Regions from separate parts of the Homo sapiens genome. Here regions 2 and 3 are each linked to region 1. A link is an interaction called in ENCODE POLR2A ChIA-PET data of the cell type or tissue named here. Cell type or tissue: MCF 10A. All regions are shown on one strand. Each heading gives the region's core, and the rest is flanking DNA. Links, peaks and the distances in the headings are about the cores only.

The links. ChIA-PET counts read pairs that join two places held together with the same protein. Peaks named below come from ENCODE experiments on the same cell type or tissue, not always from the same donor. Only the 100,000 strongest peaks of a DNase experiment are listed, where the experiment ranks them.
Region 2: POLR2A ChIA-PET joins it to region 1 with 5 read pairs; 4 of 35 experiments call an interaction of 5 or more read pairs at or near these places.
Region 3: POLR2A ChIA-PET joins it to region 1 with 5 read pairs; 4 of 35 experiments call an interaction of 5 or more read pairs at or near these places.

Annotation. Positions count from the first base shown.
Region 1 is chr2:26,352,464-26,358,735 of GRCh38, forward strand. All of the region lies in intron 1 of SELENOI (selenoprotein I), which reads left to right. Among named protein-coding and RNA genes, the nearest start is that of ADGRF3, 8.8 kb to the left of the region's middle. In MCF 10A, for the core only: no CTCF peak of the experiment used is centred there; a DNase peak (open chromatin) is centred at 3,208.
Region 2 is chr2:26,267,011-26,273,282 of GRCh38, forward strand. It overlaps HADHB (hydroxyacyl-CoA dehydrogenase trifunctional multienzyme complex subunit beta), which reads left to right. Exons shown (of 16, transcript NM_000183.3): 5 at 2,943-2,987. Among named protein-coding and RNA genes, the nearest start is that of HADHB, 25 kb to the left of the region's middle. In MCF 10A, for the core only: no CTCF peak of the experiment used is centred there; a DNase peak (open chromatin) is centred at 1,871.
Region 3 is chr2:26,273,995-26,278,928 of GRCh38, forward strand. It overlaps HADHB (hydroxyacyl-CoA dehydrogenase trifunctional multienzyme complex subunit beta), which reads left to right. Exons shown (of 16, transcript NM_000183.3): 7 at 3,079-3,166; 8 at 4,620-4,807. Among named protein-coding and RNA genes, the nearest start is that of HADHB, 32 kb to the left of the region's middle. In MCF 10A, for the core only: no CTCF peak of the experiment used is centred there; no DNase peak of the experiment used is centred there.

The DNA.
Region 1 (6,272 bases), core at 1,071-5,070:
TTGGCCCACACTTGCTTTCTTTCAAAAATTAGTATCTCTAGCCGGGTGCGGTGGCTCACGCCTGTAATCTCAGTTACTTTGGGAGGCCGAGGCAGGTGGATCACGAGGTCAGGAGTTCGAGACCACCCTGGCCAAGATGGTGAAACCCTGTCTCTACTAAAAATACAAAAATTAGCTGGGCATGGTGGTGTGTGCCTGTAATCCCAACTACTTGGGAGGCTGAGGCAGGAGAATCGCTTGAATCTGGGAGGTGGAGGTTGCAGTGAGCCAAGATCGTGCCACTGCACTCCAGCATGGGAGACAGAGCGAGACTTCATCTCAATAATAATAAAAAAAATTAGTGTCTTTCTCATAAAAGTCCAGATTTCTGGATTCTCTTGAAAAAAAAAAAAAAAACCAGAATATTGGACTATACTGGCCCTGAACTTCCTCTTGACAAGAATCAGCTGATGCTGAATAGTGCTTGCCCTCTTTTTATTTGCTCTCTAATTTGCCACTTCTCTACCAATGCATATGCTTTATGCAGGAATGCTTTGTTCAGTTTACCTGCTAGATCCCTGTGATCCTTGATTTGAAGATACAAGATTGGCAGAACATGGTGACTGACTAGCTGGAGGTGGTGTAGAGGGCCACATAAAAGACGGGGAGGAGTCTAGGATGACTCAGGTTCTGGTAGGATGACTGGGTGGATAGAAGTGGTAGTCACTGAGGCAGGGTTTTATGAAACAGCATACTGTTTTATATATATAATTTTTTAAAAAAATACAATAGTGTTTTGCACAGGTCACTTCTCTTGGATGGGACCACATGAAAGTGTGGCTTATGGACTTGGAATTAAAACAAAGAAAACTTGTAAAGAAATCTCATTTGTGAATGAGTTGTCCTCTATTAGAGGACATTTCTGTAAAAATTTCAAAGATACGAACACTTTTCCTTTTAGAGCCTCAATAGAACATGAGAAATTCTTGATATTTTGATTTTCATTTATTATGACTACAAGCTGACTACAATACAATATGTTAATTATGGCATTGCCTGGATCCATTACAGTTAATTGAAGCATAACTTATCTTTAATTGTACCTTTGTCACCTTGACTAGATTTGGGGAACTGCCCTCTGTTCCCTGTAAGTACATTAATAAGGCTTGAAATGTATTCTAGTTGTCTTAGATAGTGATTTATATATGTCTGGCAGAAAGAATTATTTCTGCAGTTGGCAGAGACAAGAAGGATGGGTGGAAAACTGCAGAAGGGGAGAGATTTAGTGGTAAGAAGATGGCTACTACATTTTTAGGTGCTATTTGGAGGAAACATCTTGAATTGGATCTTTTACTGCCTTCTGAAATAACAGTTCACTGATGATGGCTTGTTTCTCTAACTGCTGTAGTGCTTAAATATTAAGAAATTCTTTGCTAAATAAGAGTTTGCCTACTGCATACGGGAAACTCGGGGAAAGGTGTGCCATTCAAAGACACCCGTGGGAACCAAGGCACAGAGACTGGAAAGACCCTGGTATGTTAGAAGCACAAGGAAGTGGCGGGTGTGTAAGTGACCAGGCCGAGCCTTGGGAGCTCAGTGAGGGAAAGCATTATCATCATAAATACTGAATAACAATAATAATGATAGCAAACATTTATATATTGTATACTCTGTGCCAGGCACTGCTTTAAGTGCTTTATGTGTATTATCTCATTTAATATTCACAACTGCCATCTGAGAAAGAGGTACTATTTTCCCTGTTTCACCGAGACACTGAAAATTTAAGTAATTTGCTCAGGGTCCCACAGCTCGTAAGTGGTGGAGCTGAGATTTGAACTCAGGCAATCAGTCTGGAGTCCATGTTCTTCCTGCTATTCTGCCTCTCAAAACTAAGAGTGAAATATAAACTCTGCCTTGTAGGTACTGGCTGTTTGTTTTTGTTTTTTTGTTTTGTTTTTGTTTTTTCGAGACTCTCGCTCTGTCGCCCAGGCTGGAGTGCAGTGGTGCGATCTCGGCTCACTGCAAGCTCCGCCTCCTGGGTTCACGCTATTCTCCTTCTTCAGCCTCCCGATTAGCTGGGACTACAGGCGGCCGCCACCACGCCCGGCTAATTTTTTGTTTTTTTTTTTTAGTAGAGACGGGGTTTCACCGTGTTAGCTAGGATGGTCTTGATCTCCTGACTTCATGATTCGCCCGCCTTGGCCTTCCAAAGTGCTGGGATTACAGATGTGAGCCACCGCGCCTGGCGGTACTGGCTGTTTTTGTGTAAGATATATAAACATTAGAATAAAGACCTTCAATGGCATGCTTAATTGGATGTGTATCTAATGTACGCAGATGGGGAAAATGTAGTGGAAAAAACCTGATTTTGTTTACTCTTTCCCTGGTTTAAAATTATTAGTAGGGGCAAGCGGGCCTGAATTTACTAGTCTTGCATTTAGTTGAGCATAAAGACCATTTCATTTATGATTAGCTCTATTTGAGATAAAAGGCTTTTGATTAAATAATTAGCTTTTGGACTAATATTACGTTAAAAAGTTTCCACATACCAGCTGTGTGATACTTAGCAGGTAACTTAATCTAACCAGGTTTCCTCATCTGTGAAATGGAGTAGTACCTACCCCATAGGATAATTCTGAAAACTGAATGAGTTAAAATTTATAAAGTGCCTGGCACATAGTGCTGTATAAGTGCTGAGTAAATAAATAAAACTTGACATTTGTGATTCCCTGCACAAATGAACATTGGCTAGCATATAATATATCCACACTTATACACATCCCTGGTGGTTATACCAAGAGAAACTATTTTCAGATAGGAAGTGAAGGGTGGCAACGTAATGGACAGCTGGAAAGAGTAATAAGGAGTCTGTCTAGCTTGGGTCCCCCAGATAGTCTTTGGCTTCAGATTTCTTCTGAAAAGAATAATTATATGTAATAGCACAGAGACAATAAATAATTTTTCTCAAATACTGCACCCTATTTAAGAGTCAGCAGTGGCTTCCATGTGTTTGATATCCAAATTCCTCAGCAAAGATTTCAAGTTCATTCACTAAATGACGCCTCCTTTTGCCATATCTTCTCATCTTGTTAGAGCTTACTTAAAGTCTAGCAAGCAAACCTGTTTGTCATCATGACTTGCTTGTATTTGTCTCATTGCTCTAATTCTCCAGTCTCCTATTGCCACCCTCCTCTCTCCGACTTGTTAGATGTAAACGACGGTATTCACTGAAATTAGATCTCCTTGCTCAATGAGTCATGTTCTCTGTGGGCGTAGTTCTTCAAGTCTCTCTCTCTCTCTCCCTTTTTTTTTTTTTGAGAGAGTGTCTCGCTCTGTTGCTTAGGCTGGAGTGCAGTGGCACTATCACGGCTCACTGTAGCCTCAACCTCCCCAGGCTCAGGTGATCCTCCCACTTCAACCTCTCAAGTAGCTGGACTACAGTCATACGCCACCACACCTGGCTCATTTTTGTATTATTTTGTAGAAATGGGGTTTCTCTGTGTTTCCCAGGCTGGTCTTGAAGCTCTGGGTTCAAGCTATCTGCCTATCTCAGCCTCCCAAAGTGCTGGCATTATTGGCGTGAGCCACCTTGCCTGGGTGAGCCAGCATTCCTGGCCTCAAGTCTTGTATTGATTAAAAGTACATTAAAAAACTTTTTATTTCTGTCCTAGGGTTAATTATCCTTCCCCCTACTTTTTTTGTATTTTAAGTTTAGCGATGTTTTGTTTTAATTAGAAATAAGATCTCCCTCTGTTGCCCAGGCTGAAGTACAGTGACATGTCATAGCTCATTGCAGCCTCAAACTCCTGGGTTCAGGTGATCCTCCCACTTCAGCCTCCTGAGTAGCTGGGACTACAGGCGTGTACTACCATGCCTGGTTAATAGATAGTAGAGCATTACTTGGGGCAGTGGACTCAGTGTGATTACTAAGTTGTCCAGAGCTCAGTATTTAGTGCAAAGATGTGTCAGTTCAGTTTTCTTATTGGTACATAGAAGGGATTTAAATACATGTATAAAGGACATACTTTTAGGTCCAAGAAGGTGTTTTCATAGTTTTCCTTATGTTAGAGCCAATTTCCTTCTTAAATTAAGGGGGACTCATTTCTAATCTTCTCAAAAATGGACACTTCACAGCATATTTAGAAAGTATTTTACAAGTCATTGTACTGCTCCTAGACTAAACCCATAATTGTCACTTGCCTGATAAACTATAATAGTTTCTAACTGGTCTCTAGTTTGTACTTTACCCCCTTCAAGTCCATTTTCTACATCATGTTCAGAATGGTCCTCTTAAGGACCATTTTTTGTTCTTAGAATAAAATCCAACTCCCTGTGGTCCTGCCAGGTGATGTCTGCCCACCTTTCCAGTCTCATTTTATATCACCCTTCTTTATGATGCTGGAGCTCCATTGGCCTTCCTTCAGCATTTCTGATACTTCTGTTGGTGGTCTTTGTACATGTTATTGTTCTCCTGCCTTGAAGGTGTTTCTTGGCATGTATTACATCCCTACCTCCACACACACACACACGTGAGTCATACAGTCTTTCGTTTTCTCTCTCTTTTCCTTTTTAGGTAAAAATTACATATAAATACTGTAATACATTAAGATCTTAAGTGTATAATTTACTGCTTTATTACATGTGTATATACCCATGTAACCACCACCCAGCTCAAGATACAGAATTATTTCTAGTGCCTCAGAAGGTCCCCATCAGTCCCTCTCACCAAACTACTGTTAGGACTTCTTTTGCCATAAATCAATTCTGTTTTTGAACTTCATATAAGTGGAATCTATGAAAGCACATTGTCTTTAGCCTTCCACTCACTACTGTGTCTCATACATTCTTTACCTGACTGCCTTCTCATCTAGGACTCAGCTTAAATGTCGCCTTCTAGAAGCTGCCTCTGACCACTCTGACTAGGCACACTTCCTGCTCCACTTGTTCTCTTCTTTTTTGGGAGCTGGTTACCATCTTTACTAGCCTCCTAAGGCTGCCATAAAAATTACCACACACTGAGTGGCTTTAAACAACAGAATTTTAATTCTCTCATAGTTACGGAGGCTAGAAGTGTAGAAAAACAAGGTATTGGCAGAGCCACACACCCTCCAAAAGCTCTAGGCGAGAATCCTTCCTTGCCTCTATTTCAGCTTCCAGTAGCTCCTGGCCTGCCTGGGCCTGTGGCAGCGTAACTCCAAGCTTGCCCTCCCTCTTCATATGGCCTTCTTCCCTGTGTTTCTGTCCCCTTGTCCTCTTCTTACATAATACTCGGATAATTCCCTTTGTAGTATTTATCACAAATTGTGTACATGTGGTTATTTTTTAAGGGGTGTGGGGAGCAGTGTCTTGCTTTGTTGCTGATATGCTTTGGCTGTGCCCCCACCCAAATCTCACCTTGAATTGTAGCTCCCATAATTCCCACGAATTGTGGGAGGGACCCATTCGGAGAAATTGAACCATGGGGGCGGTTTCCTCCATACTGTTTTTGTGGTAGTAAATAAGTCTCATGAGATCTGATGGTTTTATAAGAGGAAACCCCTTTTGCTTGGCTCTCATTCTCTTTGCCTGTCGCCAAGTAAGACATGCCTTTCGCCTTCCACTATGATTGTGAGGCCTCCTCAGCCACATGGAACTGTGAGTCCATTAAACCTGTTTTTCTTTATAAATTACCCAGTCTCAGTGGGGCGCAGTGGCTCACGCCTGCAATCCCAGCACTTTGAGAGCCCAAGACGGGAGGATCTCTTGAGGTCAGGAGTTCAAGACAAGCCTGGCCAACATGGTGAAACCCCATCTCTACTAAAAATACAAAATTTAGCCAGGCTATGGGGTGCACATCTGTGAGGCTGAGGCAGGAGAATCGCTTGAACCTGGGAGGCGGAGGTTGCAGTGAGCCGAGATCGCTGCCACTGTACTCCAGCCTGGTGACAGAGTGAGACTCCGTCTCAAAAGAAGACAAAAACAAAACAAAAAAAACCTTTTATAGCCCAGGCTGGTCTCAAACTCCTGGGCTCAAGTGATTCCCCCACCCCACCTCAGCCTCCCAAGGCACTGGGATTACAAGCATGAGCCACAATGCCCGGTCCATAATAGCAGTCTTGAGGGAAATATTTAGAAGGTCTACGTTGATTGGCATTTTTACAGAGACTTAAGTGAAAGCATTATTAGCATGACCAGATTTATATGCTGAGAGTTTTGGTAGGAATAGCTATTTCCTTGGATAACCAAGCCAGGATCAGAAGAAATCTGGAGAGGGCAGAAATGAGTTGACTTTAGCAAGATGAAATGTTAAAACT
Region 2 (6,272 bases), core at 1,866-5,865, 85 kb before region 1:
AAAACTACTCATGGTTCTCCTGTGATTCTGAGTGAAAATGACAGTAAAAATATTTTGGAGTTTTTAAGTTTTAATTTTCAGGGACTTGAAGAATGAATCTTCTTATTTAATCCAATGATTAAATCTCTGACTTAAAAATAAAGAGAATTTATTTTTGATCTTTAAACAAACAAACAAATAAATAGAGTTCATACCCAGATCTTGGTTTCTAAATAGCAGTCTTCAATACAAAGAACCAGAGCTCCTTTGAAGAATGATTAGGGCTGAGCCAGAGAAAAGACAGGATGAGCAAGGAGAACTTGTAGTGCCGGAAAGCAAAGAAGTACTTAAAAAAAAGAGGGGTTCAGGGGGTCATGTCAAAAAGACACAGGTCTGACCTGCAGGAGCTACCGGTCACCAAAACTGCAATGATTTGAGCAATAAAATAAATTGCAATAGTATTGGAACATAACCCAAAGAATAAAACAAATGCCTACGAGTCTAATCTGATATAAATAAGTGAATAAATAAATACACATTGGGAGGCCAAGGTGAATGGATCGCTTGAGGTCAGGAGTTCGAGACCAGCCTGGCCAACATGGTGAAACCCCTTCTCTACTAAAAATACAAAAATTAGCTGGATTTGGTGGCAGGCGCCTATAATCCCAGCTACTCAGGAGGCTGAGGCAGGAGAATCGATTGAACCCGGGAGGCAGAGGTTGCGGTGAGCCGACATCGTGCCACTGCACTCCAGCCTGGGCAACAGAGTGAGACTCTGTCTCAAAAAAAAAAAAAAAAAAGAGTAAATAAATGAGAAAGAATGAACAAGTCTTCCTTACAGAAGAATTTTGATTAATAAATATAGGAGGACTGTGTACAGTGGTTCACACATGTAATCCCAGCACTTTGGGAGGCTGAGGTAGGAGGATTGCTTGAGGCCAGGAGTTCGAGACCGGCATGGACAAAGTGAGACTCCATCTCTGCAAAAACTAAAAATGAAAAATTAGCTGGGTGTGGTAGCAGACACCGGTAGTCCTACCTACAAGGGAGGCCGAAGTGGGAAGATTGCTTGAGCCCATGAGTTTGAGGCTGCAGTGACCTGTGATTGCACCACTGCATTCCAGTCTGAGTGACAGAGTGAGACCCTATCTCAAAAAATAAAAATAAATAAAGAATGAGAAAAATAACCATTAGAATACCACATAATACTTGCTGCGAGATCTACAAATGAATGCTAAAATTAGGTGAAATGCTAAGAAGAAACAGAATATTTGCATAGTCTCAGAGAATCTCCCCCAAAATATTTATCAATTACTATGATGATTTCGACATACGTCCGCAAAGTCTGTGTTATTCCTGCCACTGGAAGGTGGAACTTAATTCTCCCCTCAGAATGTGGGCTAGACTTAGTGACTCACTTCTAACAAATTGAGATAAGAAAGGAAAAAATAGTAACTTTATAGTGGAGTAAACTGGCAGACATCACTTGACCCAAATCATCACTTTAACATCACTGGTAGTAAGTCATGTTGATATCATGTGCCCCCTGATACGAAGCTAAGAGAAATACAGTTTACCTCTGTGATATTCTTCCCCTAAATCCATAACCCCAGTCTTCAAAAGTGTCAAGGTCATGAAAGACAAGGAAGACTGAGAAACTGTCACAAATTGGAGGAGACTGAGGAGGCATGACAACTAAATGCAACATGGTATCTTGGATTGAATCTTGGAACAGAAAAAGGACATTAGTGGAACAACTGGTGAGACTCAGATAGGTAGTAGCTTAGTGAATAGTATTGTGCCAATGTTCATTTCTTAGTTTTAATAAGTATATCATGGTTATGTAAGATGTCAGTATTAGAAAAAGCAGGGGAAGGCTGGGCGCGGTGACTCACGTCTGTAATCCCAGCACTTTGGGAGGCCAAGGCGGGCAAATCACCTGAGGTCAGGAGTTCAGGACCAGCGTGGCCAACATGGTGAAATCCCATCTCTACTAAAAATACAAAAAAATCAGCTGGGCGTGGTGGTGGGTGCCCGTAATCCCAGCTATTCGGGAAGCTGAGGCAGGAGAATTGCTTGAACCCTGGAGGTGGAGGTTGCAGTGAGCTGAGATTGCGCCATTGCACTTCAGCCTGGGCAACAAGAGCGAACCTCCGTCTTAAAAAAAAAAAAAAAACAGCAGGGGGAAAGAGGAACTCTGCTCTCTTTTTCCAATTCTTATTTATGTATTTACACAGGGTCTTGCTCTGCTGCCCAGACTGGAGTGCAGTGGTGTGATCCTAGCAGCCTCAAATTCATGGCCTTAAGCAGTCTTCTCACCTCAGCCTCCCAAGTAGCTAGGACTACAGATCCATGCCACCACGCCTGGCTAATTTTTAATATTTTTTGTAAGAGACAAGGTCTTGCTTGCTCTGTTACCCAGGCTGGTCTTGAACTCCTGGCCTCAAGTAGTCATATCACCTCAGCCTCCCAAAATGTTGGGATTCTAGGTGTGAGCCACCATGCTTGGCCTCTTTCCAATTCTTTGGTAAATCTCAAGTTACTTAAAAGCAAAAAGTTTCTTCAAAAGTCCTAATACATCACCTGTAGCCCTGTAGGCATTACAAAATAAATAAATAATATACTTTTAAAATAAAATGTTTAAAGGAAAAGAGACCTCAAAGGTGGGGCTTCACTTTAAAGAAAATTTAGCATATGTTATACTGAACATTAAGGTGTTGGACAACATTTTTGTTCGATTCTTAGCAAGCTCAGGAGGAGTTAAGGCTTGCTAGACTTTTAAGGATGACAAATAGCGAAGTCACACTATTTCTTCATTTGAAATGATGGACTGCCTTGGATAGTAAAGTTAAGTGTGTTTGTAGCAGCATGTGTTTGATGATCTCTGGGTATTTCAAATAGAATGAAAATTTTTCATTGAAGCTCTAGGGTTTTGGTTTAAATTACTGGTTTTCGTTCCCCAGATATAAAGACCTGATGCCACATGATTTGGCTAGAGCAGCGCTTACGTAAGTAAATGCAGTTTCATTTCCGTTCTTATTTCATTAAAGGCACTTTCTCCAGTTTTTACACATAAAATAGCAATTTGTTCTTATTTTAGCCATCTGTACTATACAAATTTAAGCAGCTTATGAATATTGTCAATCTTTATTTTGCAGGCCTAACAGTGTCTTAGCCTGACAGTATACTTTAATGCTACCTTAGCTAGCCACAGGACTCGATTGATCAGCCTAAACACAATACATATATTTGATGATTGCCTTAGGAACTTGTATAAGGGTAGCTGAACAGATTATGTAGATATTTACCTAGAAAGAAGCCTAAAAGACACCTGAAGATTCATGTGCAAACCAAGTAAAAATGTAAAATTAGATGTAGTTAAATAAGATTAGGCTGGATGAATAATTTGGTTGAGAATCATTAAATGTGTTGCTGTTTCATAACATGTAAGGCATTATCTCTTCATTTTCCACTGACACTTTGCCTTTGTGTCTTCAACCAGCCACAGTTCTTTCTTAGTTTGGAGAAACCCTTCAGTTGACCTTTCTGTCCATTCTAACTCTATGTTTGTTTTTTTTTTCTTCCTGCAATACCTCAAGCATGAGTGAAAGAGCAGTTGTTTCTGTTTCCTTATTATTAGTTTCCTCTGTCTAATTGTATAATCATTATTTCCATTTTCCCTTTGTTTTACAGAAACCATACTTTAGAATCTTCTCTTAATAATGGTTTTATGATTGCTCAATGTACTGATCCTTTCTCAGTCCTCTGTCTCTGTACTTTATAGCACTTGACACTGTAAGCTATAATCACCTCTCTTCTGTTGACTTCTTAGTAATATGCCTTTATGATTTTTCTTTTTCTTCTGTATCCTGACTGATTCTTCTGTAGCTTTTTTTTTTTTTTTTTTGAGACGGAGTCTCGCTCTGTCACCCAGGCTGGAGTGCAGTGGCGTGATTTCGGCTCACTGCAAGCTCTGCCTGCCGGGTTCACGCCATTCTCCTGCCTCAGCCTCCCGAGTACCTGGGACTACAGGCGCCTGCCACCATGCCCGGCTAATTTTTTTTTTCTTTTTTTTTTTTGTATTTTTAGTAGAGACGGGGTTTCACTGTGTTAGCCAGGATGGTGTCGATCTCCTGACCTCGTGATCCGCCCTCCTCGGCCTCCCAAAGTGCTGGGCTTACAGGTGTGAGCCACTGCGCCCGGCCGATTCTTCTCTAGCTTAAAAAAAAAAAACTGGGCCAAGCACGGTGGCTCACTCCTGTAATCCCAGCACTTTGGGAGGCTGAGGTGGGCAGATCACCTGAGGTCGGGAGTTCAAGACCAGCCTGACCAACATGGAGAAACCCCATCTCTACTAAAAATACAAAATTAGCTGGGCGTAGTAGCACATGCCTGTAATGCCAGCTACTTGGAAGGCTGAGGCAGGAGAATCCCTTGAACCTGGGAGGCAGAGGTTGCAGTGAGCCGAGATCACGCCATTGCACTCCAGCCTGGGCAACAAGAGCAAAACTCCGTCTCAAAAAATAAAAATAAAAAACCACACACACACACAACTGGATCTCTCCCTCTTTCTCTTTTTGAAAGGTGTTTTGCAAGTTTCATTCCTTAGAGCTTTGCATTTCTCTGTATGCATATTTTCCTTTAAAAATCTCATCTACTAGCTAGGCATGGTGTCTTACACCTATAATCCCAGCACTTTAGGAAACCAAGGCAGGAGGATCAAGGTAGGAGGATCTTTTGAGCCCAGGAGTTTGAGACCAGCCTAAGCAACATAGTAAGACTCCATCTCTACAAAAAAAAATTTTAAAAATTAGCCAACCAAGAGAATTCAGCTCAGGAGTTGAAGGTTGCAGTGAGCTATGATTCCACTACTAGACTCCAGGCAGGGCAATCGAGCAAGACTTTGTCTCAAAAAAAAAATTTTTTTTAAATTTTTAATTTATTTTTTTCTGTATGGAGTCTCACTCTGTCCAAGGCTGGAGTGCAGTTGCTTGATCATAGCTCACTGCAACCTCGAAGCCTCCCAGGTAACTGGGACTATAGGCGTAAGCCAATGTTTCTAACCCTCTTTTTAGTTTTTTTAATTGATAAAAAACTACAGATTTTACAGATTTTTATTTATTTATTTCATTGTAGCCAAGTTTAGTCATTACTCATTTTGAAGCTCAGCTTATTCCACATTTTATCTGGCACTCCTTCAAGTTGGCTCCTGTGTGCCTTTTGTTTTTTAGTATAATGCTGGTTGTTGATATATAATTTGCATGCAATAAAGTGCACAGATTTTAAGTGTATAGTTTGATGAGTTTTGACAAATGTATATACCCCGTGTTCCTGTTTTTGATATGGTCCCATTTGTCTTTTTTTTTTTTTTTTGACACAGAGTTTCGCTCTTGTTGCGCAAATTGGAGTGCAGTGGCACGATCTCGGCTCACTGCAGCCTCCGCCTCCCAGGTTCAAGCAATTCTCCTGCCTCAGCCTTCCGAGTAGCTGGAATTACAGGCACATGCCACCAGTCTTGGCTAATTTTTTTTGTATTTTTAGTAGAGACGGGGTTTTGCTGTGTTAGCCAGGCTGGTCTCGAACTCCTGTCCTCAAGTGATCCGCCTGCCTCGGCCTCCCAAAGTGCTAGGATTACAGGCTTAAACCACTGTGCCCGGCTGATATGGTCCCATTTGTCTTTGAGTGCTTCCTTACTTTTGGCACAAAAAAGATGGAAATTCACTTTGTACTTTCTTCTGGACCTGGTATCAGTCATTTCTTAAAAAACCTTTTGTCCTTTTAATGGGGAATGGCATTTAGAAACCAAATCTGGGGCCGGGTATAGTGGCTTACACCTATAATCCCAGCACTTTGGGAGGCCAAGGCTGGTGGATCACTTGCAGTCAGGAGTCCGAGACCAGCCTGGCTAACATGGTGAACCCTGTTTCTACTAAAAATACAAAAATAAGCCAGGCATCATGGCAGGCGCTTGTAGCCCCAGCTACTCAGGAGGCTGAGGTGAGAGAACCACTTAAACCCAGGAGGTGGAGGTTGCAGTGAGCCGAGATTGTGCCAGTACACTCCATCCAGCCTGGGTGAAAGGGCAAGATTCTTATCTCAAAAAAAAAAAAAGGAAACCAAGTCTGGGTTCAGGGAGTGCTCATTCCTACTGGAGTGTTATTGTGTCTAGTTTCTATTCATGGGCACAACTAGAATATATGTATTATTTCAATCATTTGTTGATACTGATATTTCAAACTAAAATTTAACATACCCAGGACTTCTTTTTTTTTAATTTTTTTTAATAGTCTTAA
Region 3 (4,934 bases), core at 931-4,930, 79 kb before region 1:
GGTTTAGGACATTGTCTCTTGTGTTAGGAAAATAGAGATCAGCAAAGTGTGGCTGATAGTATTTTTAGTAATGTTAGATATCATGGCTTCCAATTAATTTAAAATTTCAACATGTTGCAGAGAACTAATTTCATAACTTGACTTTTGTTAGCTGGAAGTAGCCTTGCTTACTCATTTGTTCCCATCAACTAGATGGCACGTAAGGCAGCTTGGCTTTTTAAAAACTATTTCACAGGAGTTTACTTTTGCCCTAGTTGGCATAGCTCCATGTAGTGTCGATTGGGCAACCAAGATAATGACAGGCCTTGGAACTTCTAGGATGTGTCCTACAGGCAAATCCAAACACGTCTTCTGGGCTGTGTTTTCATTTAAAATCGATTGGATGAAGTTGGCACCAAAAGCACATTTCATTGTACTCAGTATTTTCCCTAGTTCTGGTCTGTGCTTGCCATATTGTTGGGTTCAGTATCACTGTCAACTGAGAGACAAGGGCACATGAGCAGGACTGAAAGTATTTGTTCTGTTCCACCTCTGTACCTGGCAGAAATGTTAGAACTGCCAAAGGCCTGGCATGACTGAAGCCTACGAAACTAACTGTGTGCTGTTGAGGGGCAGGAAGGAATTAACAATAGGAAGAGATTTTATTTCCCTTCTGAAATTTTTTGTTTTTCCTTGAACCTTGACATTTCTGAATGTTTCAAATATGATAATTTCATGAGTACATCAAGCTGCTCATAATACATTTTCAACTTTTATATTCTGAAAATAACCTATTACTTTTATAAGAGCACTTAAGATGTAAATAGTAAATTTTTTTGCTGTTTTCTCCTCTTGCTCAGCTTTTTATCCCATCCTTTCTTCCTTCTCCTCCTCCTCAAAAAATAAAAAAATAAATAAATAAAAATAAATGTTTCCATTTTCTCTGTAATTCAGTTCTTTTTTTCCTAAAACTAAAGCCATAATGTTTTCCTCTGAAATTTTTCCTGGAAATTTTACATCCATTTGCAGATCTCAGCTATTGATTGACAGGAGGTAGATTCCCTCTGCCTGCCCTGTACTAATACCAGTTATGTTGTGCTCCAGGTAATTTTTGCAGCATCTGCAGGGAGAGATTGGGTTGAGGGGGATACATTATGAGAATGTCACTCTAAAGCTGTATTGCAACCTAAAAGCTAACATAATTTCCAGCCAAAGAATTTCTTAGGCCCTATTGCCTGTATTAATAATGTTAATATACAGTCCTTGCAACCTAAAAGCTAACATAATTTTCAGCCAAAGAGTTTCTTAGGCCCTATTGCCTGTATTAATAATGTTAATATACAGTCCTAAAAGGCTCCTGGTGTTCATGAACCTGACTTTGTTGAAAGGTTCAGCATATTTCCCTGTTCTCCAGCTTAAAGACATCTTCCTCCTTTTCCCTTAGTGCCCTGAGAGCTATTCAAATTTCAATAGAAGTGTGTGGACAAGGGTCACCAATAGCCACCTCTATTTAAAGCTCCTTCCGTCCTGAGAGTCATCTAGGGCCAAGGGCAACACAAATTAGAAAGGCCCTTGTGAGAATCGAGCCATTGCAACCTAAGTGCCCCTTTTACACTTGCCCTTTGCAGAGCTCTTCCCTCCTGCCCCCCTGAGATACTTGCGTCTCTCTTCCTTTCGGATTGGTTTACGTTGAGAGGCTGATGCACAGGTGCCTGGCAGAAGTTCTCAACAAAGCAGGTTGGGCATTTAGTATCAGGCCTACCTGGAAAGACCAGAATGAGGTCATGTTGCAGTTACATCACTAACACATTTCTGTTTCTATAGATTATGGTAAATAGCATAAAAGTAAGTAAGTATAAAGGTAAAAATCAGTTAAGAGACATTGAATTTCTAATTGAGACTTTGGAAACATTTATTTTACTAAATTATAGGAGAGTGTGTTCTGAGGATAATTAATAGTTTCAGGGAAAGAATACTAAAAATGAATTCCCTATAATGGGATCCAGTATTTCATAGTAAATATTGTGTGGGTGTGTATGTGGGAGGAAATCTGGAAGCTTTATTTCTAAAGTAAAACTTTAATATTATAAAAATAAGTATTTTATAATTGCACCTGTGCATTAATTATTTACATAAACAAAAATGGAATCAGACGTTGATTGGTTTTTGACAGCATAATTTCCCCCAATAAATAGTATAATAAAATTATAGATGTGCTCATTTCATGTTTGACTTTCACTGTGCCATTATAATAGAGGCCATTTTTAAAAGATTAATAATGACCTCAGTTTTTCTTAAAGCCGCTCAGATGACAAATTATTCTCTTTGTATCACGTATTATGCCATCATCCTGGCCACTTGTTAGTTGGTCTGACCCTTATTTGTTCACAGACTCACTTGTAACTCAGGCAATTCTCCAGTTTCTTTCATTGAGTTGAGCTTCTGTATAGTTGGCAAGTTTTCCAGTTCATCTTTGCATTGGGTCTGCAGTGTGCTATCTGAAGTATCAGACGGTCAGTAAGAGAAACCAGCTGGCAGTGAGCAGAAAGATAGGTGTAAAGCAGACAGGGTCTTGAGTGGGAACTCTGTTTATGAAGGGTCAGTTCTTTAGAAATCATTTTCATGTTTAATCACTTTTGCTTTGCTGCTAAGCTTTGTGACTGATCATGAGACCTGATAACACAGATAGTGAGGACTCCACCCCATAATATATTTCATCATCATTCCAGCAACTGTCTTTAATAGGTTCTTTTAAGTATATTTGAACATTAAACAAGTTAAAATCAAATTATATATTGATATTCTTGAAGGCCCTGAGCAAAACATCGATAAGAAATTAGGTGAGTTAGGAGAGTATCATAGCCTCGTGTCTGCACTAGAAACCAGCCAGCAGGAATTTTGCATATACCTGTCAATTAATGGCAAGATTAAATATTAGTGAACCATTTCTGTGATGGACTTCATTTGATTTTAAATATTGCTCTGGAGAATGTTAAACTGAAACCGTTTCCAGATGACTATGAAGATTAGTGCTCAAAGCATCATTTACATGATGCCCTTCCCTTATAGTGATCATTTCATTCACTCTATTTCCTAAAGGCTGCCCTTGGAGCTGGCTTCTCTGACAAGACTCCTGCTCACACTGTCACCATGGCTTGTATCTCTGCCAACCAAGCCATGACCACAGGTATGTTTAAATGGAAACAGACAGTACATGTTAATTATTCTCCTTTGTCTTTTACTTGATTATAAAAATGTACTTTTTTTTTTTTTTTTTTTTTTAACACAGAACCTCACTCTGTCACTCAGGCTGGAGTGCAGTGGTACCATCATAGCTCACTGCAGGCTCAAACTCTTGAGCTCAAGAGATCATCCTGCCTTAGGATCCCAAGTAGCTGGGTCTACAGGTGCTCCACCACACCCAGCTAATTTTTAAATTTTTTGTGGAGACGGGATCTCGCCATGTTGCCCAGGCTGGTCTTAAACCTCTGGCCTCAAGTGATCCTTCTACCTCAGCCTCCAAAGTGCTGGGATTACAGGCGTGAGCCACCATGCTCATCCCAAAAAGTACTCTTAACAGAAGTAAAAGATTAGCACAGATCTCTATACTTGTGTTTTTTAAAAAGTAAGGTCAGGTTTAAAATTTGGGGGTTCTAACCGTAGTTAACCTCTTTTTTTGCTCTCCATACCTGAGGAACATTACCATTGGCGTGGTTCCTCTGTGAATAATGTGGCTGGCTGCAGCAGGGATTATCAACTGGAGGAGTGTATCTCTAGGAAGGTACTTCAGCATCTGAGGCATGAGTAAATAGTTTACAACCTGCCAGGCTTTCAACCTAGGTGCTTCAGATATGATATTTTCCCACAAAGATATGGTCTTCCTTCCTTCACCACTACCATACTTGTAAATCATTGCTTTAGATGGCACAGCTCTTTCCTTCACTTTCTCCTTACATCCTTGTCATTTTTATAAATCACTGAAAACCCCACTAACAAACTTTAGCAAAACTGTGGGATATTTTGTAGCATCAGCTCTTAGTGTGAGGAGGCAAGGAAGCCTGAAAGATTTAGTAATCATGTGCTCATCTAGTAACATCAAGGCCCAGGTGGGCACCCCACCTCATGTGTGGCGGGGAATGATGCCCGTGACTGGGGGCGTTCGCCACTCTAGGCAGCATGTGACCAACTCCTGGTTAGAGAAACAGAATACTGGCCAGTGGCCATAAGGAGAGAGGGGGCCTGCCTTACGTTTCAACAGCTGTAATTTCTCTGCTTTGCAGCAGAAGTTAACATTCTCTTTATAGGATAAAAAATCTTTATTAAAACTAAAGCTGGGAGCATATAAATATGCAAGATGTTCTGGTTTGGAATATGATTTGTTCAAGAGTTGGTCCAATGGATATTCCTAGAAGTTGACGTCCATATGGCAGGAATGAAACTTGTTTTTCTCTAACGTGTTGAATGTGTTTTTAGTCATTTAAGAAAATTACCTTAATTCTTCTGAAAAGTTGAAAACTTTAATTACAGATGTTGTACAAAGCTGATAACTGTCATTCAGCTTTTTAATCAAGAAGCTTAAATTGGAATGGTATGTTATTTTCTGTAAAAGATATTCATGAAGTATAACCTGTGCCCTGTAGGTGTTGGCTTGATTGCTTCTGGCCAGTGTGATGTGATCGTGGCAGGTGGTGTTGAGTTGATGTCCGATGTCCCTATTCGTCACTCAAGGAAAATGAGAAAACTGATGCTTGATCTCAATAAGGCCAAATCTATGGGCCAGCGACTGTCTTTAATCTCTAAATTCCGATTTAATTTCCTAGCACCTGAGGTAAGGCTTGTGTTTGCAGGGCATCCCACTGCAGAGATTTAGAATTAGGTATGGCAGTGTGGACTCTGCTATGCTGTAATAGGTGTAGATTCTGTAGTTACAGGAAAGGGTTAATTACTTGCTCAAG